Regions from separate parts of the Homo sapiens genome. Here region 1 is linked to region 2. Evidence: chromatin loops called from intact Hi-C (ENCODE). Cell type or tissue: dorsolateral prefrontal cortex. All regions are shown on one strand. Links, peaks and the distances in the headings refer to the core of each region. The heading gives the core; the rest is flanking DNA.

Region 1 (8,335 bases), core at 329-8,328, 130 kb before region 2:
AACCAGGTTAACCAAACAAAACACAGTAGGAACATTTCTTTTGGTACTATTGTCAACTCCTGACTAAGTAGTAGACTATAAAATCACAAACTTCTACAATCCCTTAGAATATTAACGGATCTCCGTAAAGTTCCCAAACAATCAAGAAATAAGTTGCGTAAAACGCTGTTAATGAATGCAAAGGAGAGAGATTCACAGACAACCTCTGAAACAGTAAAATTTCTAAACAATATTATAACCGCTTTAACAAAATATAACAGTTAGAACTGTCCACTCATGGAACAGGCTGCCTTGCGTAGCAGTAGGTTTCCCATCACAGTTTGTGTCCAAGCAGAGAGACCCCGTGTCAGAAACAGTGCTGAGTGGGATAGCTATACAGGACAAGGGAGGGGTCCCTGGAGAGTTTATGGCTATAATCCTCGGAAATCAGATACCAGGCATCGAAAGTGTATGTAGAAACTGATCATCCCACTGAAGCATGGGGATAGCTCGCACTATTCATTTTAGCAGGAAGCACTGCTTCTAACTTCCATGACTCAGTGAAAAGAGCACACAAGACCCAGAGAGTCAGAAACATCTCTCTCTTTGCTCTGTGACTTTGGGCTGGTCCCTAATCCCTCTGTACCTCTACATGAACACCTGAAAGTCAGCCGTATGTCAAATGAACAGGCCCCTGACCCCTGATTTCTGAGCGACACAGAGCATAGCTGAGACTATGAAAGGCTTCCTAAACCTTGGACTCTTAACTTTCCATCATCCACATAATTTAAGTTTAGATTTACAGTTCTGTATCAAACAGCAGCTGAGTAACAAGATGGCATTTAGAAAACTATTTTGTTGCATAGAGAACTGCAACATTTCAGAATAAGTGTGTTTTACACATTTCACCCACTTACTACTCAGGACCACATATGTGTCTGTGGTTGGCCAGGTGGAGGAGCAATGCTGACTTTTCATATGACCTTCCTCCATGATGACAGCACAAGAAGAAATAAAACTTGCTATATGTCAGCAAAGGAGGCATTTGGTTTTACAACTGTGCATTTGGGGGAGATGTTTTGGCATCCCCAGAACCCAGACTGTCACTTCTCTAGAATCAACCATTCAAAAATAATTTGCAAAAACATCTCCTGTACCCCACCAACATATACACCTACTACGTACCCACAAAAATTAAAATTAAAAAAATAAAATAATGTGTGAGCACAAACCACGTGGGAGGCTTGTGACTACAAGGAACAAACCACGATCACTCACCCCGAGGAATGGACTGCCCAACATGAGCAAAAGGTAAGCAACGGTGCTCATGACACAGAGGCACAGAAGGGATACCCCACGAAGTCTAGCGAAAGAACAAACAGCTTCCCAAAGGAAAGCACATCCGAGCTGAGGGGTGAGGTGACAGCCAGGAGAAGGGGTGAAAGGACAAAGACAGCAAATAGCGAGAAAGCACAAAGCAAAACGTCACCAGGGAGCTGGAAATAATTCAGTGAGGCTGGGCAGAGTTCATGTGGGGAAGGGGTGGCAATAAGGCCACAGAGGAAAGGAGGGGCCAGGCTGTGAAGGGCTGAGGGTCTATATCTTCACCCCACTGTCAGTGGGCAGCCAGGAAGGTTTGCAGCTCAGAAAGGGTGCCCTGGCTGTGGGCTGGAGAATGGACAGGAGGGAGTGAGATGTGACACCAGGGGTCAAGGGCAGCTGTGCTGTGTGTAAATGTTAACAGGAAGAAGCCAACAGACAGAAAGGGAAAGAATGAAGATACACCAGAGAGGACGATGGATGTCACAACGGCCCTGAGGAGGTGAGAGGTGACAGACCCTGCGGCCCAGAGGAGGACTGGCTTGAGAGCAACAGGGACATGTTTCCCCTGAGATGGAAGAAGAGGATGGTATGAGTGTCGGGGCCAAGGGGTGTGCAGGTGGGGAATGGGATGTTTAGGGAGCTCCTGAATGGATGCTTTCATTTCTCACTCAAACTTCCTGAATTCTCCCTCATACCCTTTGCTTTCAGCAGAAATTCTAAATACATTGCCTGGACAGGCATCCAGGGCTTTCCGTGACTCTCAGCCTTTCCTCCCTTCATTGCACCCCCACCCCTACACACCCTATCCCCTGGCCATATCACACAACCGAGGTCCCCGAGCCTGCCTGCTCTCACAGCCCTGGCCCTCTGGTCAGCTTGTGCTGGATATTTTGCCCACCCCAGTCTCCCAGTCTGCATTAGCCAGCTTCTCCTCCTCTGAGAAGCCTTCCCTGACCCATCCAGGCTGAAAGAGGTGCTTCTCCTTCATGTCCCTGGGCTCATCTCTCCAACAACTGTCAAAGTGCATGGTATCTGTTTACTTGTCTCTCTACCCTACACCTGTGAGCTTCACAAGGGCATGCACCAGGTCTTGTTTAGCCACATATGGCCAGTGCCCACCACCACTGTAGCAGGGCAGAGCAGGCTATACACAGTTGATGGATGAATAAATAAATGAACAAAGGAAGAACCAATAATCTGACATCCATCAGTTCCTTCTCTGGCCCCTGGAATATGGAGCCACCTCAAGGCCCACGGTCCAAGCAGGGAAGGCCACCCAAGCTCACACATCCCACCAGCCTCATCTCTGTCACATAGGCTAGACCAGTGGGGGTTCACACTTCCCCCTCGAGTTCTGGAAAGGATGGGCTGGAACAGTGGTTTCTGAACATTAGCGTGCATCAGAATCACCTGGAGGACTTTATAAAACACAGACTTGCTGGGCTTCACCCATAAGATTTCTGATTCAGGAGATAAGGGATGGGGCCCAAGAATTTGCATTTCTCACAAGTGATGCTGATGTTGCTGGTCCAGGGACCACACTTTGAGAATCAATAGGTCTGAAGAAGGGAAAACAGGATATGCCCAAGGCTCAAATGACCTCCAAGCTGAGATCATGCTGAAGGCACCTGGAGGAACATCTTCTGTACATATCCATAAGACGGTGCTTGTACCTCCAGAGTGGAAGTCACTGGTGGGGTAGAAGTCTTGGGGCTGTTTTTGCACATCTACAAAAATGCCACCATGCAAGTGGCATGCAATTATCTCCAGGTACCTGAAAATTCCCATGCACGCCATTTTTAACAGTTTTCCAAATGAAAAATTCAATTTCTAGGTATTGATCTTCTTGAGAAGTAATGGAAAATAATGACCACCAGGGCAACGCATCAAAACATGCAACTATGGTACGATTTTGATAATAAGAAATCCACTATAAAGTTATGTAATTACTTTGTTTAGCCTGGCTTAGAGCTGGCTTCAACTAAATACAGAATTTCCAGCTGAAAGAACATGGCTTACATTCCCTCCCATTATCCTGCTTCATCTCCAGGGCAGATAGGACTAATGGATCCTGGCACTCTTTCCCAGTGAGCCCAGGAAAATAGAACTGAGTCATTTTTACCCTACCCACAAGCATCATAAGATGATGCTTTCAGTCTGCTGAAACGTTCTAGTGATTTTAAATATAAACATCATCTTATGTAGCAACAGGTATATTTATACCCTGGAAGACTTACCCCGATCTCTTTTAAATCTTTATCTTGTAGTAACTGAAGTGGATCAATAAAAGTTTGCTTTACATTAATATCAAGAGAGTCTTTCACCTCAGCCATTAGCTTCATGGATTCACCAACTTCTATCAATGCATTGCCTTGAATAGAAAACATAAATACAAAAGGTTCTTTGGGAACACTACTCCAGGTTAACAGTGCTATTTATTTCATTCTTTACCAAAAGTGTGTGGATGATGGTGTAGCAAGGTCCTTGCTCCGGGACCTCTGAATCCTGGATCAGAATGAAAAAGAAAAAGCAAGGCTTCCTATTTTCTGTATTTTCCTCTCTATGGTCTGCACTTTCACCACTACAGAAAATACAACTGAGGCTAGCAGACCGAAGTACTTACCATTTGGACCACTAGATGGGGATAAAGATCCTTTCTAAAAAACTGGTAATTTGGGAAACTGGCACGGAGGGTTCCTTAGAAGCTTGAGAATAAAATCTCTTTGTAAACAATGAAAGGATTCACTCATGGGGCTAAGTGTTAACCAGTAAAAATTACAATAGAAATAAACCAACAAAACATCTCAGCTTCTAGCCGTGGGATCTTCTCAAGGCTACTCCCCGTATCCTTCTAGAAGGTTCTAAGCCTCCCTGCCCTCTCTGATGTCAAAGAAAGCCTGCCAGTGTCACATGGGACATCCTGTCAGCAGGGTGGGGTGGGGGTCTGCTGGTGCGTTGGAGCCCAGGCCAGCCTTCCTGGCTCGGGTAGTGGCAGGTAGTTTTTCCTGGATTACAGTGTGCTATCTCAGTCCGGTTAATCGGCAGTAATTTGCCAGATTACTGCAAACCAGGTGCCCTCTAGTTCTCTGTACAATGAGGGTTGCAGGGTCTCTAGAAAACATCCCTGGGAAATGCTGCACTAGAATGAACTATTTTTCCTATATTTGGGTTTTTCCAAATTGATCTTGTAAAAAGATGGAGATTGGGTTGCTCCATTTCTAGGCTTGAAGAAGACCGTAAAGCCCAGCCTAAGTCTGACCTTTGAGTTGTTTCACCCACCAGGTGAGGGCATGGACAACTTAATTACCTGTAAAATAGAGATGGCAACATGTGCCTCACCTCCCTTAAAAAAAAAACAGAAAGATACTAAAGAGGACCTTGCAAAACAGAAGTAGGAACCGTTACTCTAAACTAAGGCTTCCCAGGACTCCATACGGACCCAGTGGTAGCTTCATTCCTCCTTGGAAGCTACATTTCCTTAGCTCAACTCTCCAAAGTGTGTCTAAATAATTCCTAAATGAAGACGAAATGTCCCTTCCTAGCCTGTGGACTCTTTCCTGCCCAAATGGTGAGAAATGGTATTGCCTGACCCCCTACACAGCCCCTCTGCCACCAGTGCCAGTGTCTCACAATGTCAGCTCATTTCGCCTTGACAGAAACATTTTCAAATACACTGTAGACTCCAAAGATGATGCTCTGAACATGGGCCGCCACCTCCCTGGAATCAACATTCCCTCTCCTTGCCTGAGACTGGCGCTGTCGAATTCCACGGGTGTGGGGCTCAGCCTCCACCCACTGAGGTTTCTGTACTGTAGGAGGTCCCAGTATGTGGCCCCCCAAAAGAAAACATCCAACGGCACAGCCTCTTCCTTGGAAGAGCAGAAATCCATCTGTTCCTGATGCCCTGCTGACATCAGCTCTCTTCCTCATCCCAAGTTTTTTTCGGTTGCCGAGCACCTGGGAAGCTACCAAATTGTCTGGCTGTCGCCAAGGCCAGATGCACGGCAGGAGTGTCCTTGGATTTCAAGGCCTGCCTGGCAGTTTCACCTGCTCCCTTCACTGATGTGCCTTCAGAGTAAGAAATAGGCCATCTTGTCCCCATTGGCCCTTAGAATAAAATAAAATTCACATTATACTGCTCTGAGGGATAATATTACCCTTTGTCACTAATTAATTCGTGTTTTAATGCTTGAGTTTTAACATTTTTTTCAAAAGATATTTCCTCCAATTTCCTAGAATGATTACTGTGGCCAAATATTTGATTTCTCAACTTCCATCTCTTCCATCTCCTGCCTTGTTACCACTATATGAATAGCAAATATGCCAAATTCTTTGGGAATACTTAATATATTAAATCCAATTCATCCTCAATTTAATGTATTAATTTAAATGAATCTCAATCAAAATTTAATGACTTTTTTAAATAAAAGGGACTTAAGTTTCACCTGGAAAAATAAAACCAGTAAGTGTGTCTGTGAACTTTTTGCAATACAATACCTAAATTTTTAGTAAATAATATATTAAAGTATGTTTTAAAACTTCAATACTTAAAACAATATGACACTGAATCAAAACAGGATACAGATCAAGAAACGGAAGAGAAAGACCATAAACAAATTTAATGTATAATAATTTAGCCTATAATAAAAGAATCATTTCAAATCATCAGGAGAAAGTTGGACTTTTCAACAGTACTGAAACAAGCTATTTATTTGTTAGAAAACAAAATTAGAACCCTATTGCACTGTAGCTCCAATAAATGCAGGAGCTTGGAAATTTAAAGGCAATAAAAGAAAATACAGGATTCAAAAACAAGTATAAATAAACGTTTATATCATTTGCCAGGGAGTGGGATGAAAAAGATTTTCTAAACATGATTCCAAAAAGCTAGAAACCATATAGGAAGACTAAAGAGCTTCAGTAAATAAAAAATAAAAATCTCTCTCCATTGAAATGACCTTCATATACAAGGTCTGAAGGCAAATGCTTACCTGGGACAAAGCTTCATCAACATACAAGACAGCCAATGAGCAAATATCCTGACCATTTAAAGAGCTCATGAGACAGGGGGGAAAAAATGGACCTCCTGATGCAAAAGCAGGCTAAGGACACAAACACACAATTCACAAAAACAATGACAAACACAAATAAAAATTCCACCTCACACGTGATCCAAAAGATGGAGTTAAAACAGCAATGAGATATCATTTTTGTATACTACATATCAAATGATCAGTTATTTAAAAGTAAACTAAAAAGATAATCTCTAGGGTTAGGAACTATGTAGAGAAATATACCCTCACTCACTCCTGGCAACAGTGTCAAATGAGTGTAACCCTTCTGAAGGGTAGGTTGGGAATATGCTTTCAAAACCTGAAAAATAAGCATACTCTTGACTCAGCAATTTTATACTAGACATGTTATCTAAATTATGTCAAAGAATATAATTTTGGATATCCCCAAAGATTTACCTATGAAAATGGTTATTGTAAATGCTATGTAAAATGTTTTTACATAAAGAAACATTTATTTAGTAAATGGGATTGACTGAACAAACTATGATACATGGAATATTATGTAGCCATTAAAAACAATATCATGGAAGATTAATTATTTTACGATATGGATCATTATATAGTCAGTGTTACCAAAGAGTATATGTACTATAGCCTTACTGTAGTTTTTAAAAGTACATATGAATACATATAAGAATAAACAAGGCATAAAAGATACACAACAAGCCAAGTGCAGTGGCTCACTCCTGTAATCCCAGCAGTTTGGGAGGCCGAGGCAGGCGGATCACTTGAGGTCAGGAGTTCAAAACCAGCCTGGCCAAAATGGCGAAACCCTGTCTCTATTTAAAATACAAAACATTAGTCAGGCATGGTGGCTTGAGCCTGTAATCCAGCTACTCGGGAGGCTAAGGCACGAGAATCGTTTGAACCTGGGAGGTGGAGGCTGCAGTGAGCCAAGATCGCGCCACTGCACTCCAGCCTGGGCATAGACTTTGTCTAAAAAAAAAAAAAAAAAAAAGATACACAACAGAGTTTAATTGGGCCTATCGGTGGATATGGGATTATGGGTGATGTTAGCATTTTTCTTTATTTTACTTACCTATGTTTTCTAAACCTCCTGCAATTAACATGTATTACTTTGGTAATATGGAAAAATAACAAAGGTTGTTAGACTGAAGGGTTTGTGTATAACCTAAAACCATACTGGAGGAGTTCTCAGCTCCCCCAGCTGATCTCTGAATAACTCACCAAAGGTGGAGTCTTCCCCGAGCTCCTTCCCGTATTTCAGCATACAGTCCCCCAGCAAGCCTTCCGTCTGCGGGTATCCTGTGGTCTTCACCTGCCCTCGGATCTTCGACACAGTGTTCAGCATTCCTAGCTTAGCTCTGTATGCTTAAAAACATTGTCATTTGTAATTCTTTAAAGTTACAAGGTGGAGTGACAGGTACATAGAATTTAATAAACGCAGCTGCCAAAACTGAGGTCACCTTAAACAAAATGCCAGAGACCTGAGGCCTGAAACAATTGTGTGTGAACTATTTAATTTTCTCAGGTAATTTTCTAGGTTCTTTACCAAGGTGGGTGCTAAGTGCACTGTTCCGCAGCCACGATGAACCATAGAAATGATGGTGCACATCGGCTGGGCGCAGTGGCTCACACCTGTAATCCCAACACTTTGGGAGGCCGAGGCCGGCAGATCACCTGAGGCCAGGAGTTCAAGACCAGCCTGACCAACATGGAGAAACCCTGTCTCTACTAAAAATACAAAAAATTAGCTGGGCGTGGTGGCACATGCCTGTAATCCTAGCTACTCGGGAGGCTGAGGCAGGAGAATTGCTTGAACCCGGGAGGCGGAGGTTGCAGTGAGCCAAGATCGCGCCATTGCACTCTAGCCTGGGGGACAAGAGCGAGACTTTGTCTCAAAAAAAAAAAAAAGAAAGAAAGAAAGAAAGAAAAAAAAAAAGAAATGATGGGGCACATTGCTGACTTGAAATAATAGTGACCAGGCTTTCCTGAGC
Region 2 (8,335 bases), core at 239-8,238:
TATTGTCATATCTTCCTTGTCGATTTTTTCTTTTATCTGTAGAAAAAAACATATTTTGTCCTACTTACAGCTTTTTGCCTTCTATTTTACTTTGCCACATACCCATATTTGTATCCTTACTTTTTGTGTATATGTGCTTCTTATGTCTTAATTGGTCTTTTGGCCTTTCATTTTGTTGTAGACACGTGCTGCTATAAACAGAGTAAAATTTAATTTTGTTTCTGGACCAAAATATGTCTTTGCCGTTTCCTAGAGAGATTTAAGCATTTATATTTATTACAAAAAGAAAAATTGTCATTGTGTGGTATGTTATTATTTTTCTTCTACATAGTTCCTTTTTGGGTTTTTTTTGGGTTTTTGTTGTTGTTGTTGTTGTTGTTGTGTTGTTGTTTTGAGACAGGGTCTTGCTCTGTTACCCAGGCTCTGGAGTGCAATAGCACAATCATGGCTCACTGAAGTCACAACCTGGGCTCACGTGATCCTCCCACCTCTCCCTCCCAGGTAGCTGGGACCACAGGCACATGCCACCACACCAAGCTGATTTTTTTTTTTTTTTTTGTACAATGGGGTCTCACTATGTTGCCCAGGCTGGTCTCAAACTCCTGGGCCCGAGTGATTCTCCTGCCTTGGCCTCCCAAAATGTTGGGATTATAGGCATAAGCCATCATGCCCAGCCATAGTTCTTTCTTCTATCATTATTATCTATCTATTACTCAGATTTTCTTTGCTTTTTCTTCCTCTTTGCTTTTGGAAATTATTCATCTAATTTTTACTCAATGAGTGATTACCACTGACCTAAAATATATTTGAATTTATATTCTCTATCAGCATCAATAATTAAACACTTTATGGAAGCCACGGCATGACTAGAATGAGCCATGGTCAGAGCACATCCACTAGGGCCACCTCATCACCTCCTTCTACTCAGACCACCTCCTGCTCCATATGAGAACCCTCAGGCAGAGACCAGAATGGGCCCAGTACCTTTTTTCTGAAACAGCAAATGAACCAGGGGGAGACTAGGGTGCAGAGTGTTGGTTTTAAGACACGGGGGCAAAGATGGAGTGACGAGAATTTAAAAACAAGTTTTGAGATAAAAGAATTGTGAAACTGTTTGAAATTCAAAATATTTTCATAAGTATATATTTTCTATTATACAATAACATTTAGAGGAAATTTGGAAATCATCAAAAAATAAAAGGATGGAAAAACTACCTTTGGAATCATATTTGAAACAATCACTCTTAATATTTTGGTATATTTTTCTTGTAGAGTATTTTTCCTGTAAAATTTAAGCATAACAGTGACATGACTATGCATACTGTATTTTCTTTGTTCTCTTAGTTAACTGAGCATTTCCTATATTGTCTAGTCTTCACACACAACATTTTAATGACAACTTAAACCATTGTAGATATATCAAATTATATTTGATTATTTTCCATTAATACACATGTAAAGGTTCCCACCCCCCATATTTTTCCTGATTTAAATAATGCCACATTAAACATCTTTTTCCATATTAAAGTTTTCTTTCTATATTTAGGAATGGACTTTCCTTAGGATGGACTCCACTCTGAGATGTAAAATTAGTGCATCAAAGAATTTGAACAATTCTAAATACTATATATATGTATGTAAAATGCAGTTTTCATTGCTCCCATGATACACAGTCATTAGAGAAGCATCTTGTAAAAAAAAAAAAAAAAAAAAAAAAAAGGCGGGAGGAGGAGAAACGAGGCAAAGAAACATGGATATGGGATTTGTGTCTTCCACTTGCCTTGAATTGAATTTAATGTCATTAAAAAATTCACTGGCCAGGCGCAATGGCTCACACCTGTAATCCCAGTGCACTTTGGGAAGCCAATGCGGGTGGATCACTTGAGGCCACGAGTTGGAGACTAGCCTGGGCAACAGGGCAAAACCCCGTCTCTACCAAAAATACAAAAAATTAGCCGGGCGTGGTGGTGCACACCTGTAGTCCCAGCTACTCAGAGGCTGAGGTGGGAGAATCACTTGAACCTGGGAGGTGGAGTTTGCAGTGAGCTGAGATTGCACTACTGCACTCCAGCCTGGGCAACAGAGTGAGACCTGTCTCAAAAAAAAAAAAACACAAAAAACAAACAAAAACAACAACAACAACTCATCAACCTGTAGCCTAATACACGCTCCAGATTGCAGTGCCTGGCAGACCTCGGAGAGCCAAGTTCAAATACTGATGCCTTCTATTAACCTTAAAATGTTAGCTTAACCATGACCTCTCTACGTCTAGCTTTCTCTCTCTCTTTTTTTCCTGAAAAAAAAAAATCTCTTACCCAAACTTTCTTCTTAGGAGGCCTCCTGGGTTACTTGTGCATGAAAGGGTGGGGCTTTGGCCCACTAACTGCATAGCAGTTGTGCAGTGTGCCAAGTATTTAGATAAACCAGATCTAGAAGCATTATTTCTCTCAGTTGAATTCCCTCACATACCTGGCTGCAGCAGAAAGCTGAAAGCACAGATACTGTTTTTGCTTTCCTTGTAACTTCATAGGTGTTTTTTTGTTTTTTTTTTCCACATCTGGGAAAGATGTGTGCCCACCGATGAGGTAACAGCAGACATGATGAATCCCAGATGTTGAACATGGCAATTTGCCTTGAACTCACAAGATCACAACTGGGAACAAACGTACAGATTTTCTTTGCTTATTGTTTTACAAGAAGCTGAGGGAAAATCAATTGACAGTTAAGAAAAGGCCAGAAAGACTTTTCATTTTAAAATGTAGAGGAAAAATCTGAAGTATTTTTATTTGTTTAAAAATGAGGATGGGGCCGGGCATAGCGGCTCCCGCCTGTAGTCCCAACACTTTGGGAGGCCGAGGCAGGCCACTTGAGGCCAGGAGTTCGAGACCACCCTGGCCAAATAGAGAAACGCTGTCTCTACTAAAAAATATAATTACTTGGATGAGGCCGGGCGCGGTGGCTCACGCCTGCAACCCAGCACTTTGGGAGGCCGAGGCAGGCGATTCACGAGGTCAGGAGATTGAGACCATCCTGGCTAACAAGGTGAAACCCCGTCTCTACTAAAAATACAAAAATTAGCCAGGAGTGTTGGCGAACGCCTGTAGTCCCAGCTACTTGGGAGGCTGAGGTGTGAACCCTCAGCCTTGAGGAGAATGGCGTGAACCTGGGAGGCGGAGCTTGCAGTGAGCCGAGATCGCGCCACTGCACTCCAGCCTGGGCGACAGAGCGAGACTCCGTCTCAAAAAAAAACACACACACACACAATTAGTTGGGTGTGTGGGTGTGGTGGCACTTGCCTGTAAACCTAGCTTCTTGGGAGGCTGAGGCACGAGAATCACTTGAACCCAGGGCAGAGGTTGCAGTGAGCCGAGATGGCACCACTGCACTCCAGCCTGGGTGACAGAGCGAGACTCTGTCTCAAAAAAAAAAAAAAAAAAAAAAGGATGGGGTAAAGAGCACACTGCACAACTGCTATGCATCTCAATAGTAAAGGCAAAAGGGAATTAATGCATGTCATAGTTATCTACAATGCTTGACTCTGCTTTTCCGGAACCTATCAACAAACATTCAGTTAGAATTCTGGGCCATGCTGTAATTCCAATTAGCCTTTGTTAATTACATAGGTGCCATTTTACATTTCCATATTTTACCCTGGAGGATTTATTTTTCACTTCTACTAAAGAGATGCATAAAAGTTTGTGTTGGGGATGAGGAATTAGCCGAGCGACGCAGATGGCGTTCATAAACCCCTGCTGCCACCTTGTGGTGGTGTTGAGAAGCGACAGAGGTAAGCCTTTCTGAACTGTGAGTCTATAGTGGTTAGTTTCATGTCGTTTACTTCTAACTTTTAAAAAAGCACACTAGCATCTTGAGTCTTGACACAACAGCTCATTTTAATGGTGTGGCATGCAAAAATGTTGCCACAGAAATTTTCAGTTCTTACTGGAAGAATCTCAAGAAGAGCTGTCCCATCCCTATGGCATCAGCCATATAGGTAGAAGAACACATAGAAAATGGTATCATGCTACCAGAGGAGGAATTCGGAGAAAAAGGAAGTGACCACTAGAGTCAATGGTTACAATAGCAGTCCCCGGCTGGGCGAAGTGGCTCACACCTGTAATCCCAGCACTTTGGGAGGCCAAGGCAGGAGGATCACTTGAGCCCGGGAGTTCAAGGCAGGAGTGAGCTATGATTGCACTCCAGCCTGGGCAACGGAGAGAGACTCTGTCTCTAAAAATCAACAAAAACAACAAAAAGCACACAATGCCATCATTTTCTATCTATTCCCTCTACTCACTTTATTCCCTTCCATGGCACTTTATCTACCTGATATTTTAGTATATATGTATATATATACACATACATATATATGTTTTAGATTGTCATTTATCTCCCACTACCAGAGTGAGTGAAAGCACTATTAAGCAGCACTGCCCAGTTGAACTTTCTATGATGATGGACATGTTCTCTATCTGTGCTGTCCAATATTGGCAACCACTACCCAACTGTGGCTATCAATCACTGAAAAGTTGACAATGGATGCTTTCATTTTGAATTTAATTTTAATTAATTAAAATTAAATAGCCACACGTGGCTAGTGCTACTGTGTTGGACAACGCAGCTTTAGAAGGGCAAGAGAATTAATCTGCTTTATTTACTGCAACCTCCCAATACCAGAGAATAGCTGGAGTCCTAGAGCGGCTCAAAAAACATAAATATTCAGTTAATGAATAAATAAATAACCATGAATAGAGCAGACAAGCACCTAAAATAATGTATCAGATTTAACATGAAGTTGGGGGTGATGATTAAAGAGGAGTGGTGGTAAAAGTAGGTGGTGTTAAGGGCCAAGAAAATGTGAGAGGTCATTGTCATGTTGTGCATTCAGGGGGAAGTGAGCAGTGGTCCTGCTAGTACTGACCTCCAAGGAACGGTGTGTTTTCTCTGCAGCCAGAGGTTGCACTAACAGCTGGGAATCCTGCCGTGATGGTCAGCAGCGGAGGGAGCACAGGAAATAGGGTCTTCTCGTGGGGACATCTGGCCAGGTGTCCACAGCAGCTGTCACAAAAGATAGGAAGTTCCCATCTAATGTGGCCTTGTCCCTGATCTTGTGGGAGCCCTGGCCCCTTAAGAGCACTATGAGATTGATAACAATGTCCTCACAGGTGTTGTAGGACCTAAGGAAGCGCCGTTAAATGCACGAGACGTTTAATTAGTAGCATTATTACCTATGGCTTGATCCTTTCCTGGTCACTGGTCAGGGTTACATAGAAATCTCTGGCCTTCATTGGCCATGGGAGATTGTTGCCCTAGATCCCACCGGTCTAAGCTTGCTTAAACTCCTCTACCTGTCTACTCCAGTCACCAACTGGTACTAATGCTTTAACTGTGCCCATTGTCCCCATTCCCCTTTGAGAAAAAATGTCAAATTCTTTTTACAAAATATGCTAAATGAATGCATTGAAGACACCAGTCATCAAGACTCAGAGGCAATAGTTACAGAATTGTATTTTACTAAATTATTCTAAGAAAATCCAGAAAGAATGACACATTTAATTTTAAGGCCAAAATGCTTGCTGGGCCACTAAAAAGTGTGCTTTTTCTACCCATTTTTCTATGAGTCATAGAAAAAAAATAAATCCCCAGATTGACTTTATATTTCTCTTTTCAGTTGTCCTTGTGAAAAGAAATTGTGGTTCCCTTTTAGTGTAAGATGCTGCTGCATTTGCAAATGTAGCAGCAATGTACTTAGCATCTGGTATTTCAGGAATCTCCCCCTTGTGTTATGTGTGCCTCTAATCATACAAGAAAAGTTTAGACAGTGTCTATCCCTGAGTTGATTTGTATTTTAGTTAGTCTATTACTGTTAGGATTACGGTCTATAGGGGGCAGTGAGGGACCTGAAAGTAAAACAGCGGAGCTTTAAAATGCACACTGTCCAGGGTGATTCCATCGCTCTCTAAAGCAGTGCTTTACAATCTTTAATGTGCACGTGGATCCCCTGGGGCACCGGTTAGAATGCAGGTTCTGTTTCCCTGGGTCTGCACGAGGGCCCAAGGCCTGAGCCTCTGCATTTCTACCAAGCTCCAAGGTGATGACAGTGTTGCTGGTCTGGGACCACAGTTAGTAGCAAGGCTGTAGGTGACAAGTCCCCATCAGTCTCACAGAGACCCAGGATGCAGTTTTTCTACTTAACACACCTTCGTTACATGAATAGTGAACATGCACAGCCAACAGCTCCTGAGTTCGATAAATTGACTGGATGGAAAATAGCTGAGTACCAGCTATGTCTTTCCCTTGGCCATGGGGATGGCATTTTTTCTCTTCTGGGTTAGCATCTCTGCTGGTAAACTTTAGAGGCTGATATCATCATCACTTTGGCCCTGGTGGGTATAAAGTTCTGAGCCTGATTTTGCCAGATTTTGTCCAAGGAATAGAATATGCCCCAACCCATGAAGCACAGAACTAGTGGCCTGCAGCCACCTTCCACAGCCCAGGCCATAGGAGGCCCCTGGATATGCGAGGGGAAAGAATTCACAGTGTGCACAGAACGTGCCAGGCCCACGGTGCACTCTCATGGCCACTCTTTGAGATATGCGTGACCAAGTCAGGGATGAGGAGACAGAGCTCGGAAAGATGAAGTGTTACGCAACAAAATGTGATTGACTCGCCTCACAGGCTGTGGCTACAGAAGCCCGCACATTGGCCTGGAGAGAACCAGGACCTGGGTGCACTTGACTATTCCTTGCTCTAAAGCACACTAGGTTTCATTCATTGCTTCATTTATTTGACACACATTTATTAAGCACCTAAGAGTGTCTGGCCTTGTGCTGGGAGCCAAGTCAGTAGAGATGAAGGTTTTTATTCTATAGAAGCTCACATTTGAAACACATGGGCAGCTTTCCATAAAGTGTCCCATGTGGTCTTAGGAAAAGCAGGAGTCTAGAGAAGTGGCTGGAGTCTAGTGAGTCCCTGCCTCTGACTCCTTCAAGTGCTTTTCCCTGACCAGAGAAATGCAAGACTATTCATTTAGTATTACATGGTGTGTATTTGGAGACTGGATTACTTTGTGCCTTAATGTGATCTTTATTTCACTGTAGTGACGGATGGCTTTATTCTCCTCACTACCAGACCCTGAGCTGGAAAATTTGGCTTAGTAAGCCTGTGTTAGACTCACTGGCACTGTTCCATCCTTGTGGCTTTGCCTGACTCCTGACCCTTTCCTGCCCACTCCCTCTGGGGAAGGAGAGCCAGTGCAGCTGAAGTGATGGAGGACTTTCAGGGTGCCGACGCACACACTCCGCACCCAGCCTCCTCGTGCTCTGCCAGCTCATTTTGGTCAAGCTTCTGGAAGACAAAGTTTACCTTGCCCGCTTCTGTACACACACACCCCCCCCCCCCGCCCACGAAACTAGTACAGAACCTGACAAACTGCCCACACACAAAACAATTTTTGAGAAGCCACTGAATGACTTAAAAATCTTACCCATGGGTTTGCAGAGCAGGAAGGGACTGACTTCAAAGTTCATTTCGTTTTGGGCAAAACTGATGTAAGCTGTTAGAAATCAGGATACTGTTTACCCTTAGGAGAGGCAGTCCTGACAGGAACGGGTCACGATGAAGCCATGGGTGCCGCTAATATTTGAATTCTCAGTCTGTGTGCACACGAGGGTTAATTCTGTGAGTCCATTGAGTCCTAGTCTTAAAATATGTGCACTTTTCTATATGCATGAAGAAACTACATTAAGTTCATAGCTTTTGACTACATCTAGCAGAAAGTTTTAAAAGAGGAATTAAATAATAATGCTTAAATCAATGACAATGCACAAATGCCCTGAATTTTCTCCTTTGCAGGTCCATCACTTCTGTTTAAAAACAAAACAAATCACCAATCACCTAATCCTGGCCACCCCCGTGCAATACATTTAAGGCTCAAAACTTCAAAAACAACCCGTCCTCTCCTGTTTTCCATTCTGCTTTTGCCCTTCCCCCGACTGACACTTGTGGGATGACCTCACCTGATTTCTATATAGAAAATTGTGTCCAGCTGGTGTTAGTTCCCTCCAGCCCCCTCATCTCCACTTGAATGTGATCCTGGGAACCTGCGTTTTCCTCTCATACTTCCTTCTGATTGTGGGGAAAAGGACCCCCATCTCCTCTTCTCTCTGCAGCTCACTTCCAGGAAAGTGTGGCCCTCACACATCCCCCCAGGAGGGGAGCATGCCCGCCCTAAGGTAGCAAATGCTGGATGTTCCAGACCTGGCCCCAACTCATTTTCCAAGTTCTTCAGTTTCAGGAAAATAATTTGAGACTCTTCTCTACCTTTGAAGGACAT

What was found. Hi-C counts contacts between places; a loop is a spot of excess contacts. Peaks named below come from ENCODE experiments on the same cell type or tissue, not always from the same donor. Only the 100,000 strongest peaks of a DNase experiment are listed, where the experiment ranks them.
Region 1: it touches region 2 in a loop (7-fold over the local background); 13 of 110 quality-filtered maps call a loop at or near these places.

The regions. Positions count from the first base shown.
Region 1 is chr15:83,567,903-83,576,237 of GRCh38, reverse strand. It overlaps SH3GL3 (SH3 domain containing GRB2 like 3, endophilin A3), which reads right to left. Exons shown (of 9, transcript NM_003027.5): 4 at 7,566-7,709; 5 at 3,540-3,673. Among named protein-coding and RNA genes, the nearest start is that of ADAMTSL3, 82 kb to the left of the region's middle. In dorsolateral prefrontal cortex, for the core only: CTCF peaks have their summits at 3,728 and 3,939 (motif pointing right); a DNase peak (open chromatin) is centred at 4,249; H3K27ac peaks cover 7,713 bases.
Region 2 is chr15:83,434,298-83,442,632 of GRCh38, reverse strand. No RefSeq gene overlaps it. Among named protein-coding and RNA genes, the nearest start is that of SH3GL3, 8.9 kb to the left of the region's middle. In dorsolateral prefrontal cortex, for the core only: CTCF peaks have their summits at 3,558, 3,759 (motif pointing left), 5,671 and 5,871 (motif pointing right); a DNase peak (open chromatin) is centred at 3,742.